Linked DNA regions of Homo sapiens: region 2 is linked to region 1. A link is a loop called in an ENCODE intact Hi-C map of the cell type or tissue named here. Cell type or tissue: HepG2. All regions are shown on one strand.

The links. A loop is a pair of places that touch in the nucleus more often than their neighbours do. Peaks named below come from ENCODE experiments on the same cell type or tissue, not always from the same donor. Only the 100,000 strongest peaks of a DNase experiment are listed, where the experiment ranks them.
Region 2: a loop joins it to region 1, with 5 times the contacts of the local background. A loop is called at or near these places in 1 of 110 quality-filtered maps.

The regions. Positions count from the first base shown.
Region 1 is chr9:38,430,478-38,435,477 of GRCh38, reverse strand. The region is part of intron 2 of LOC105376041 (a long non-coding RNA gene); the gene reads right to left. Among named protein-coding and RNA genes, the nearest start is that of IGFBPL1, 8.5 kb to the right of the region's middle. In HepG2, a CTCF peak has its summit at 2,367 (motif pointing right); DNase peaks (open chromatin) are centred at 427, 907 and 2,377; H3K27me3 peaks cover 522 bases.
Region 2 is chr9:38,044,868-38,049,867 of GRCh38, reverse strand. All of the region lies in intron 1 of SHB (SH2 domain containing adaptor protein B), which reads left to right. Among named protein-coding and RNA genes, the nearest start is that of SHB, 22 kb to the left of the region's middle. RefSeq lists enhancers at 1-938, 939-1,932, 1,722-2,016, 1,463-2,662, 1,933-2,926. In HepG2, no CTCF peak of the experiment used is centred here; DNase peaks (open chromatin) are centred at 1,937 and 2,707; H3K4me3 peaks cover 799 bases.

The sequences.
Region 1 (5,000 bases):
CTTCTGAGGGGCTGTCATGCTCCAGGCTTGGACCCTTTTGAAACCAGCATGATAGATTTCATTTCCCTTCTCTTGGGCTTTCTCATTTTTGTGCTGAACTCAAACATAGAACTTGACATGTATCTCCAGAACATTTCAACATTTGATTTCTCTTCACCATGCTAAGCTATGCAAGCCTTTTTGAATATTGCTTTTCCTATCCAACGTATATTAATTTCTTTGGGGGCATTTGAATACTCTGAGTTCATCTAGGTTACCGATAAAAACATTGACGAGAACAGAGCCCTATAGCACTCCACTACCGACTTTTTTCCAGGAGTTAATGCAATGGTGCTGCAGTTGGCAGAGAGTGAGGAAAGAGATTACTGACTGCACCAGACCCAGGTTAGGAAGAGTTACTGTACTGGGGCCCTGTATGTAGCAGGGTTCACAGCCTGGGTGATGTCACAGAAGGAAATTCAACAGTGTATCACAAAGGTTGTGCTTGTTTCCTGAGTGTTGTAAGCTTATCACAGGCCAGCTTCTAGTTATTCTCTAGAGATATGGTTTAATTACTAACTTTAGAAACAAAAAAACTCAGATATCTAGAAGACCTAGTGCAATTTCTTCATTAAGTTGTGAAAGGAAAATCTGTCTCAGACCCTCACTAAGCTAAAGGGAAAAGTCAAGCTGGGAACTAAGTCAGGCAAATCTACTTCCCATTTTATTTCTAAATAAGATAGCCACAAAGCTTCAATTTAAAAAAAAAGCTACATACCTTTCTCATAATTTACCCACAAGGAAATTCTCTGTGGGCCTCAGGGTCTTTACCCTAAAACAGTTCTGTTGAATTTCACCTTGGCTATGTAAATTGATGGCTTATCTTCACACGTGCAGTACAAAGGACAGACAGAACTCAAAGTTATCCCTTTGTTCACCCCAGACAAATGCATATCTGATTGCTTCCTCTACCCTATTGTTTATGTAAAAGTGCAGATTCACTGAGCCAGACTAAGGGATAAGTGACTATTCCTCTACCCTCCTCTCACATGTAAACTGTGTATTCGGGGAAAGGCTAATCAGACACTCAAAAGAATGCAACCATTTGTCTCTTATCTACCTATGACCGAGAAGCCCCCACTTTGGCTTGTCCCACCACACCAGACAGAACCAATGTACTTCTTACACATGTTGATTGATGTCTCATCTCTTCCTAAAATGTATAAAACCAAGCTGTGCCCCGACCACCTTGGGCACATGTCGTCAGCACCTCCTCAGGCTGTATCACGAGTGTGTCCTTAACCCTGGCAAAACAAACTTTCTAAACTGATTGAAACCTGTCTCCGATATTTTTGGGTTCACAAAGTAATATCAATGGCTTTCTGGGACAGATAGAGTTTTGACTTGGGACTATTTTTCTCTCTTTGACAAGGAATGAAACCAACCTATATTCTGATCCTGCTCCTTCCCTGTTCTCTAACAGGTTTGCTTCCCCTCTGCTAGTAGAAGAAAGACAATCTTTTTAGCTGGGCATTCAGCGACCTTTGTAATCTATCCCCAACTAATCTTTCCAGACTATTCTAGAGAAAACTCAACTCTGGATAAGCCCACAGGAGAGCTGGGACTAACCTCTCAGGCCTATCCACCTCCCCTGTCTTCACTCATTCATTCACATCACAAAAATTTCAAAGTACTTATGTACCAAGGACTATGCTAGTCCCTGAGGATAAATGCTCTTGGGACACACCTTGTTTCTTCTTCCCAGGGAGGACAAGATCCTGGCTTCAGCACAGTATTCACCCTAGGGAGAGTTTGTGTTTTGCAATTTCACACAGACAGAATTCAGATCACAAAGGAAGAGATTACTGCATCAGAAAGCTGGCTGTGACCAGTTACCATGATGGGGCCTGTGAACAGGCAGGAGCGGAAGATCAGATTCTGCAAAGGCCATTTCTAGAGCACCAGGAGTGGGACCCATTTAAACTGAAGGCCAACCATGTATAAGAAAGAGCTCTGGGCTGACATACCGAGAAACTTGGGTGCTTGCCCCAGCTCTGCCCTGAAGAGCTGTGTGACCTTGAGTGAGTCCTCTCCTATTCTGCGCTGCAGGATGGAAAGTGAATATGGCCCCCAAAGACCCCTTTTTACCTGACTCAGTGCAGGTGTCATCTCTGTAGCTTTCCATGACCTCCCTCACCAACCTATTGCTTCAGGCATACCTCTGAACATTCACTGACTTCTGTATGCATTTCTGTTCTCTCCACCTGATAGACTCCTTATTCCAGCACTGTGGCTTGTAATTATTAGCAAATACATACTGAATTCAGAAATAAGGAACATCATCATTTCTAGATCTGTAATTCCAGCATTACCCACAAGGTGGCAATTTCCTACACGTGGTCCCAGCACAAACCTTACATTTGGATAGAAGCCCCAGGAAGGGCCAGGTGCAGTGGCTCATGCCTGTAATCCCAACACTTTGGGAGGCCAAGGTGGGAGGATTGCTTGAGTCCAGAAGTTCAAGGCTCCAGTGAGCTATGATTGCACCACTGCACTCCAGCCTGTGAGACACAGGAAAGGAGAACCAGAAGGACTTTCCAAAAGGCTCATCCTGTGGCCCCTGGTGGGTACGTGCTGTCCCCTTCCCCTCCACTTGTGAAGTCTCTGTCTGTCAGAAAGCAATACAGGCCTGCTCTACTGTGGCCAAGCCTAGGTTGCACTATTTCCAAGCTTCTCAGCTGGCCAGGAAAGACTGATGGTCTGGCTCTTACTGACGTCTCAGGTTTCCCCTCCTATGTCTCCACACCCCACACAACACCACAGCTGTGCTGAGCTTGCTCCTGCTCTTGACTGTGCTGTCCTCTCTCTGGTCCTCATGCCTTCCCATACACTGTTCCCTCCATGTGGATTCCCCTTCTGTATCATCCTTCCAGGCCAAAACCTACTGGCTCTCTGAAATTTAATTTAGGAAGTGCTCTGTCCAGGAGCTTTCCTTGACTCTCTTTTCCCCGAATACTCTTCAGTAGTAACATTCATTGAGCTGAAATTGCTTCCCTATCCACCCTACCTGGGCCACCTTCTTGAGCACACAGAGCATGGCTTCCTCAGCTACTCCCCAGTGTCCAGCACAGGCCAGGTGTACAGCGAGCCTTCTGAGAGCTTGCTGGATGAAGAACAAATGAGTCAATGCATCAGTGAATCTACAGATTAGGGATGTGATGTGGCAAGATGAACTGAGACCTGTACCCCTCCCCGGTATGGAAGAAATTTGAGAATAAGTGGGGGAAGAAGCTACAGCAGGTCCTTGAATAAAGTTGTCACATTCAACGCGATTTTTTTACAACATTGATGAGAAAAAAGGAAACCACCTCCAGCCAGGACCACTGTCTGTGTGGAGTTTGCACGTTATCCTCATGTCTGTGTGGGTTTTCTCCAGGAGATGCCTGAAGATGTGCACCACTGAGGGGAACTGGCGTGTCTGCATGGTCCCAGTGTGAGTGACTGTGGGTGTGTGTGAGCGTGCCCTGCGATGGTCAGGGTCAGTTCCTGCCTTGTGCTCTGAGCTGCTCAGATAGGGTTCAGCTCTTGCAACCCTGAGTAATAATTATCTTGTTCTTATTAATTTTTCTTAAATGTACCTATAGTTCACATTCATTTTAATGTTTATGATTAGAAGTATTTGGGGTTTTTATTTAGAAGTTTGGTAACGTTTTTATAACCAGAAATATGCCATAGGAACTTAACCTCTTGTCTGTATCAATGAGCCTACGTAAAATTGGTTTTGTTATACGTTGTCTCACTTAAAGTCAGTTTCCAAGAACCTATCCACGGTGTTAAAGAAGGACTTGCTGTGTAATTTTTTGTTGATCTGGATCAGAAAGCAATCAAGTGCTCTTAGCACAATAATGGTACATTATTATTTTGAAAGGAAAAAGGCCAAAGACATGAAAAAGGGGGCAGGTGCTTTCCTCCTATGAGACTAGGCTGTGCTGCCTTCTAAGAAAGTGAATTCTCCCATTGGCAAGATGAATTCTCTTTCAATTATTTGTGAGGAAACTGGCAGCAGATATTTTACCCTCCTGGTCAGAAAGGAAGTTCCAGGGCCTTCCACTTTGTGTCACAGAGCTGATGCTGGGATTTTGCTGGTTGCCAAGTGCATCTATTCTATTTAGGAAGTGGGGAAGTAACCACAGGATGTGTGCTCTGTGATCTGAACTTGGGCCCTGAGTGCTGTATTCCCCGACTTTGACTGTGGGCTATGGTGGTTCACTCTCGTAAACGGTCAGAGGTCCCTCTGGGGAGGGCTTACAGGATGGTTTATAGGATACATTTGTAAAGAGTCCTTCTTTAAGGGGACCCAGCCGTCCTTTCAAAGAAGAGGCTCTGGGTTAATACTAGGTCTGAAAATGGACAAGAAATTCTGGCTGTCCACTGTGGTGATTGAAATCAGCTTCTAGACACCAGATATGGAGTTTTCCCTGTTACATAAAGCACACAGCATTTTAGTAAGATGCCCATCTCTTTCAGTCCTAGGGACACTGTGACAACTAGCCAATGACAAGATTCCTGTGAGTCAAGACACAGTGATGTCCACCATTTTACTCCATTTTACTGCCCATTACAGTGTATGTGCCCTGCTCTGCCCTTGGCAGTTGGATGCTACCACTTGGCCTCTGCTATTCTGGGATCCCATGATTCCCAGTGGATTAAGGAGCCCATCACAGTGGTGTCATCTCTTATCTTCATATGTGGCCAATAGAGGAGAGCCACCACCAAGTCTTCAAGGATAGTAGTGGTCCCCTCGCTAATGAATTTCCCAATGTCATAGTGAAGGGAATGTCCTCTGGGCCCCCTTGGAGAATGTAGTGGTTGGTTGGGTGGGTGAGTGTGCGAGTTGTCTATAACAAATCTATTCCAACATCTCCCTAAGCCTTCTTATCCCATCCCCTACAACACACCAAGGATGTTCTGGCACCTCAATGTCTTTAAATATAGGTCACCATTGAGTCCCAGTTCCACTC
Region 2 (5,000 bases), 390 kb after region 1:
AGATTGCACCACTGCACTCCAGCCTGGGCAACAAGAGCAAGACTCTGTCTCCAAAAAAAAAAAAAAAAGTACCCATGGTACCTGCTGAAATACTGGCCTGCCTAGGGGCCTATGAGGGAAGCAGTGTGGGCCAGTGTTAGTGCCCAGGGTTAGTCTGGGTTCAGGGTCAGACTGTGACTGTGGGCAAGTCACTTGACCTCTCTGAGCCTGTTTCCTTTTTTTTTTTTTTTTTGCTTTGTTTTTTGTTTGTTTGTTTTTTTGAGACTGAGTCTTGCTGTGTTGCCCAGGCTGGAGTGCAGTGGTGCGATAGCTCACTGCAACCTCTGCCTCCTGGGTTCAAGCGATTCTTCTGTCTCAGCCTCCCAAGTAGCTGGGATTACAGGCGCGCCTCACCGCACCCAGCCAATTTTTGCATTCTTTTAGTAGAGATGGGCTTTTGCCATGTTGGCTAGGCTGGTTTCAAACTCCTGACCTCAGGGGATCTGCCCACCTCAGCCTCCCAAAGTGCTGGGATTACAGGCATGAGCCACCACACCCATCTGAGCCTGTTTTCAGTGAGGATATTGGCTGGGCTCTCACACCTGTAATCCCAGCACTTTGGGAGGCCGAGGCAGGAGGATCGCTTGAGCCCAGCTTGGGCAACATAGGGAGACCGCATCTCTACAAAATAAATTTAAAAATTAGCCAAGTGTGGTGGCATGCATCTGTGGTCTCAGTTAATTGGGAGGCTGAGGTAGCAGGATCACTTAAGTCTGGGAGGTTACGGCTGCAGTGAGCCGAGATGGCGCTACTGCACTCCAGTCTAGGTGACAGAGCGAGACTCTGTCTCAAAAATAAATAAAAAGGATGTTCGTTTCTGTCTTGAGATGAGCTGAGAAGGTGCCTGTGAATAGACTGTATTGTTGCCCTAAAAATGTTGTAGACTTGGTTTTAGGTCAAAAAGAGTGACTGGAAACAGTGAGAGAGCAACATGGAGAGGCTTAAAAGTTGTTACCCTGGGAACCCAGTGGTGCCCTCCTAGGGAAAAGCACCTAAAACATTTGGCAAAACCAAAAACTGGAAATTACCTAAATATCCAGCCATGGGAAGTGGCTAACGTGTGGCCTAAAGTGAGAGGGAATACAGCCAACAAAAGCTGAGTTGAGTAACTCCACTGCAATATCGTTAAGATGGAAAACACTCAACAATGTAATACTTTTTCATTTTTTGTATGTGTATTTATCATTATTATTTTGAGGCAGGGCCTTGCTATGTCACCCAGGCTAGAGTGCAACAGTGCCATCATAGCTCACAGCAACCTCCACCTCAAGGGCTGAAGAGATCCTCCAGACTCAGCCTCCCACGTAGCTGGGACTACAGGCACTCACCACCATGCCCAGCTAATTTAAAAATTTTATGTAGAGTCAGGCTCTCACTGTGCTGCCCAGGCTGATCTCAAACTCAAGTGATCCTCCCACCTCAGTTCCCAAAGTGCTAGGATTACTGGCATGAGCTGCTGCAACTGGCCAGAAGTAATACTTTTTTAAACGCAGGATATAAAAAATGATGAATATTTGTATTCTTTTCCAATTACTGCATTCCCACCGACATATGTAGAAAAAAGACTGGAAGGAAATCGACCAAAATGTATACACTGGTTATCGCTGGAAGGTTGGAATATTTTACAGTTTTTAAAAACAAATGCAAATCATTTAATTACTATTGGAAATTTTTTTGAAGTGGTAACATTGCAAGCACAACGTGAGGAGGGGGATGAGAAGGTGAGGTAAGGGAGCACAGGCTCTCCACCTCCCAGCAGAGTTTTTGCTGGGGCCATCTGAATGAGTTGTTGAACTTCAAAGCCGCTGAGTGTCTCATTGTGTTGGAATGCTGGCGATGAGGATCACAGGAAGTGGTGACAAGCCCTTTGTTATATAAGCTCACCAGGCTTGCTCATTGGTGCCAGCTTTGGCCCTTAGTGTTCGATCGGGACTTTATCTGTCTGTGTCCGGGGCCACAGCGTTAGCTCGGGCAAGGACCTGTGCGGGAACTGCATAGTCAGGCACAGGAAGCTGCAACTCACACCCTTGTTTGCTTAACACCCACTGGCGCATTGGGCTATTCCATGAAAGGAGAAAGGACAAAGTGGAGGGATTTACTGGCGCTATTCCTGACCTGTAAAGATGGGGGATTTTCCCTTGCCTCTTTGGAAGAAATCTGTCTCACATCCTCCAAAAGCAAGAGCAACCTGCTTTTTGATCTGCTGCTGTTTCTCAGTTCCTGTTAGTTCTGTGTTTATAATTGTGGTCCTGCTGAAGGCATTAGCCAAGAGGGGTAGGAATGTTGCAGTTCCAGAGCCAGATTGCAGTTTTCCCCTCTGTTAACTTCCCTGTTGGAGGCAGGCAGGGCCATTCCTCACACAGGACAGGTGCTCAGTGAAGCCTTGCAGTCTCCAGTTTTCTGCACCGAAGGGGAGGTGTGTGTACACACTTGTGGGTAAGAAGATTGGACCGCTGCAACTAGAAAATAGCTCAGCCTTGTGCCTGAAGTGATTAGCTGCTTTCAGTTGAGCACTTACTGTATGCTATACTCTGCTGGGTGCTTCAGGTACATCTCTCATTGGAGTCCTCACAGGAATTGTGTAAGGAAGATACTATTTTTCATACAAGTAAGCAGACTTGGAGAGGTCAGGGGACATACCCAAGGCCTGCCAAACTTCTCTGTTTTTATTGACATTCCTGTGTTATCTGGATACCAGGGACTGGACTCTTGGAGAACATGAACTCATTTTTCACTCATCCCCCACAGCTGGCACTGAACCTGAAACACTGGCCACTTTGGGTACGTTGAACCTTGAGGTGCCATGGCTAGGTGATGTTGGCAAGGCCCCTCCCCTCCCTGGGCCACAGTGTCTGCATTTGTAAAAAGGCCAGGTGTTCTTTTCTCTCACCAGGCCCCATCTTTTCCAAAAACTTCCCAGGACAGCCCTTAACAGCCCTCTCCAGACCGCAGGTTCCTGTGGAATGTGGTTTGTCTTGTAAGAGGTAGTCATAAGCCACAAGCGACGAAGGGATTTTTACTGTCAGGCCTGTCAGGCCGAGGCCCAAACATTATATGACTGTTGTCCCCAATTAATGAGACACAAGAAACCAAGTTGTGCAACTTTACAATGAAGCCACATCTCATTGCGATTTCAATTCCTTCCGTGTTAGAGGCTTGCGTCCTGCCCCTGGCAAGTTTGTATGTTTCATTGCTTGGCGTGATCACCCACCTTTTCACCTAAATTGGTTTGGAAAAGCCGTGGGCAGTTTCTAGAAATTAAATCCACTCCAGAGTATGGAAGATTGACCACCCAAGATGTTCAGAGGAATGTGGTGTCTCCTGAGGGCCCTACTCGGAGAAGGAGGACCCGGGGGGGCTTCGAGCATCAGTATATTGCCCTCAGGGCAACTGCTTGTTCTTGTTTGCCTGTATTCAATTCTTATGTGTCTAACACAGAGGTCACAAACTTTTTCTGTAAAGGGCCAAATAGTATTTCAGGCTTTGCAGCAACACGGTTTCTGTTGCCTCTGTTCACTTCTTCAGGGAGCCACAGACAATATATAAATGAGCAGGCCTGGCCACGTTCAGCAATGCTTTACTTACAGAAGTGAAGCTTTGCCCAACCCTGGCTGAAAACATTAGGTGCCTCTTTTCTTTTTTTTTCTTATCTCGGCTCACTGCAACTTCCGCCTCCCGGTTTTGAGCGATTCTCCCACCTCAGCCTCCTGAATAGCTGGGATTACAGGCACACACCACCACGCCTGGCTAATTTTCGTATTTTTAGTAGACACAGGGTTTCATCATGTTGGCCAGGCTGGTCTTGAACTCCTGACCTCAGGTGATCCGCCCTCCTCTGCCTCCCAAAGTGCTAGGATTACAGGCGTGAGCCACCTGTGCCTGGTGCCTCTTTTCATAATCATGACCCATGTTAACTTGTAATCTCTGTGTTTTATACATACCCATTTTGACCTGATTGTTTTGACCCCACTCCCTCTTGGTTTCTTTCAAGCTGTCTCTGGCCTAGACACGCTAGAAGATCTTTAATCAATCTTTACATTGCACAGAAGTTGCCCACGTTCTCATGTCAAAAAACATACGTCTTTTTAAAATGCACCGTTTTTATTGTACCTGTGTTGTGCTGTGTAGGATCTCACGTTGTATAGTCAGGTTCATTACAAAGTGGTAGGAAATTGATATGTTGTCAAATTGTTTATTGTTGTGGCTTTGTTTTTTTTGGAGACAGGGTCTCACTCTGTTGTCCAGGCTGAAGCGCAGTGGCACAATCCCGGCTCACTGCGACCTCTACCTCCCAGATTCAAGAGATTCTCCTGCCTTAGCCTCCCGAGTAGCTGGGATTACAGGTGCGCGCCACCTATCGGCTAATTTTTATATTTTTAGTAGAGACTTGGGGGTGGGGGGGGTCTCACCATGTTGACCAAGCTGGTCTCGAACTCCTGGCCTCAAGTGATCCACCCACCTCAGCCTCCCAGAGTGCTGGGATTACAGGCGTGAGCCACCGCACCTGGTCGTTGTGGCTTTTACAAATGTTACTAGAAGAAAAGTTCCATACCTGATATCCCATGTGGCTGTAGTCTTGACCCTTTTGATTTGTCCTTTATCTTCTGTCTTCCAAAAGTGAGTCTGGACGTGTCATCATTTAGACACTACCCATGGCTTCTATCATGTCCAGACTCATAGCTTGACATTCCAGCTGACCCTTACCTCTTGGAAAGGCTTCTTTTTACTCCATCCCTTCCATGACAGCCAGCTGGGAACCTCTGACCTTGTGCCAGGATGCAAGGCTCACCTGTATGCCTCTGTGTCTTCACTTGTGTGTCACACCTTTATCCTCCTCATCCTCTTAAGTTCAGCTCAGCTGTCCTGCCATTTGGGAGGCTTCCTGACCTCCCACCCCTCCCTCCTCTGTGTACACATGTCCACACCTCTGGCGGAAGCAGTCACACCATGTCATGGCTCCT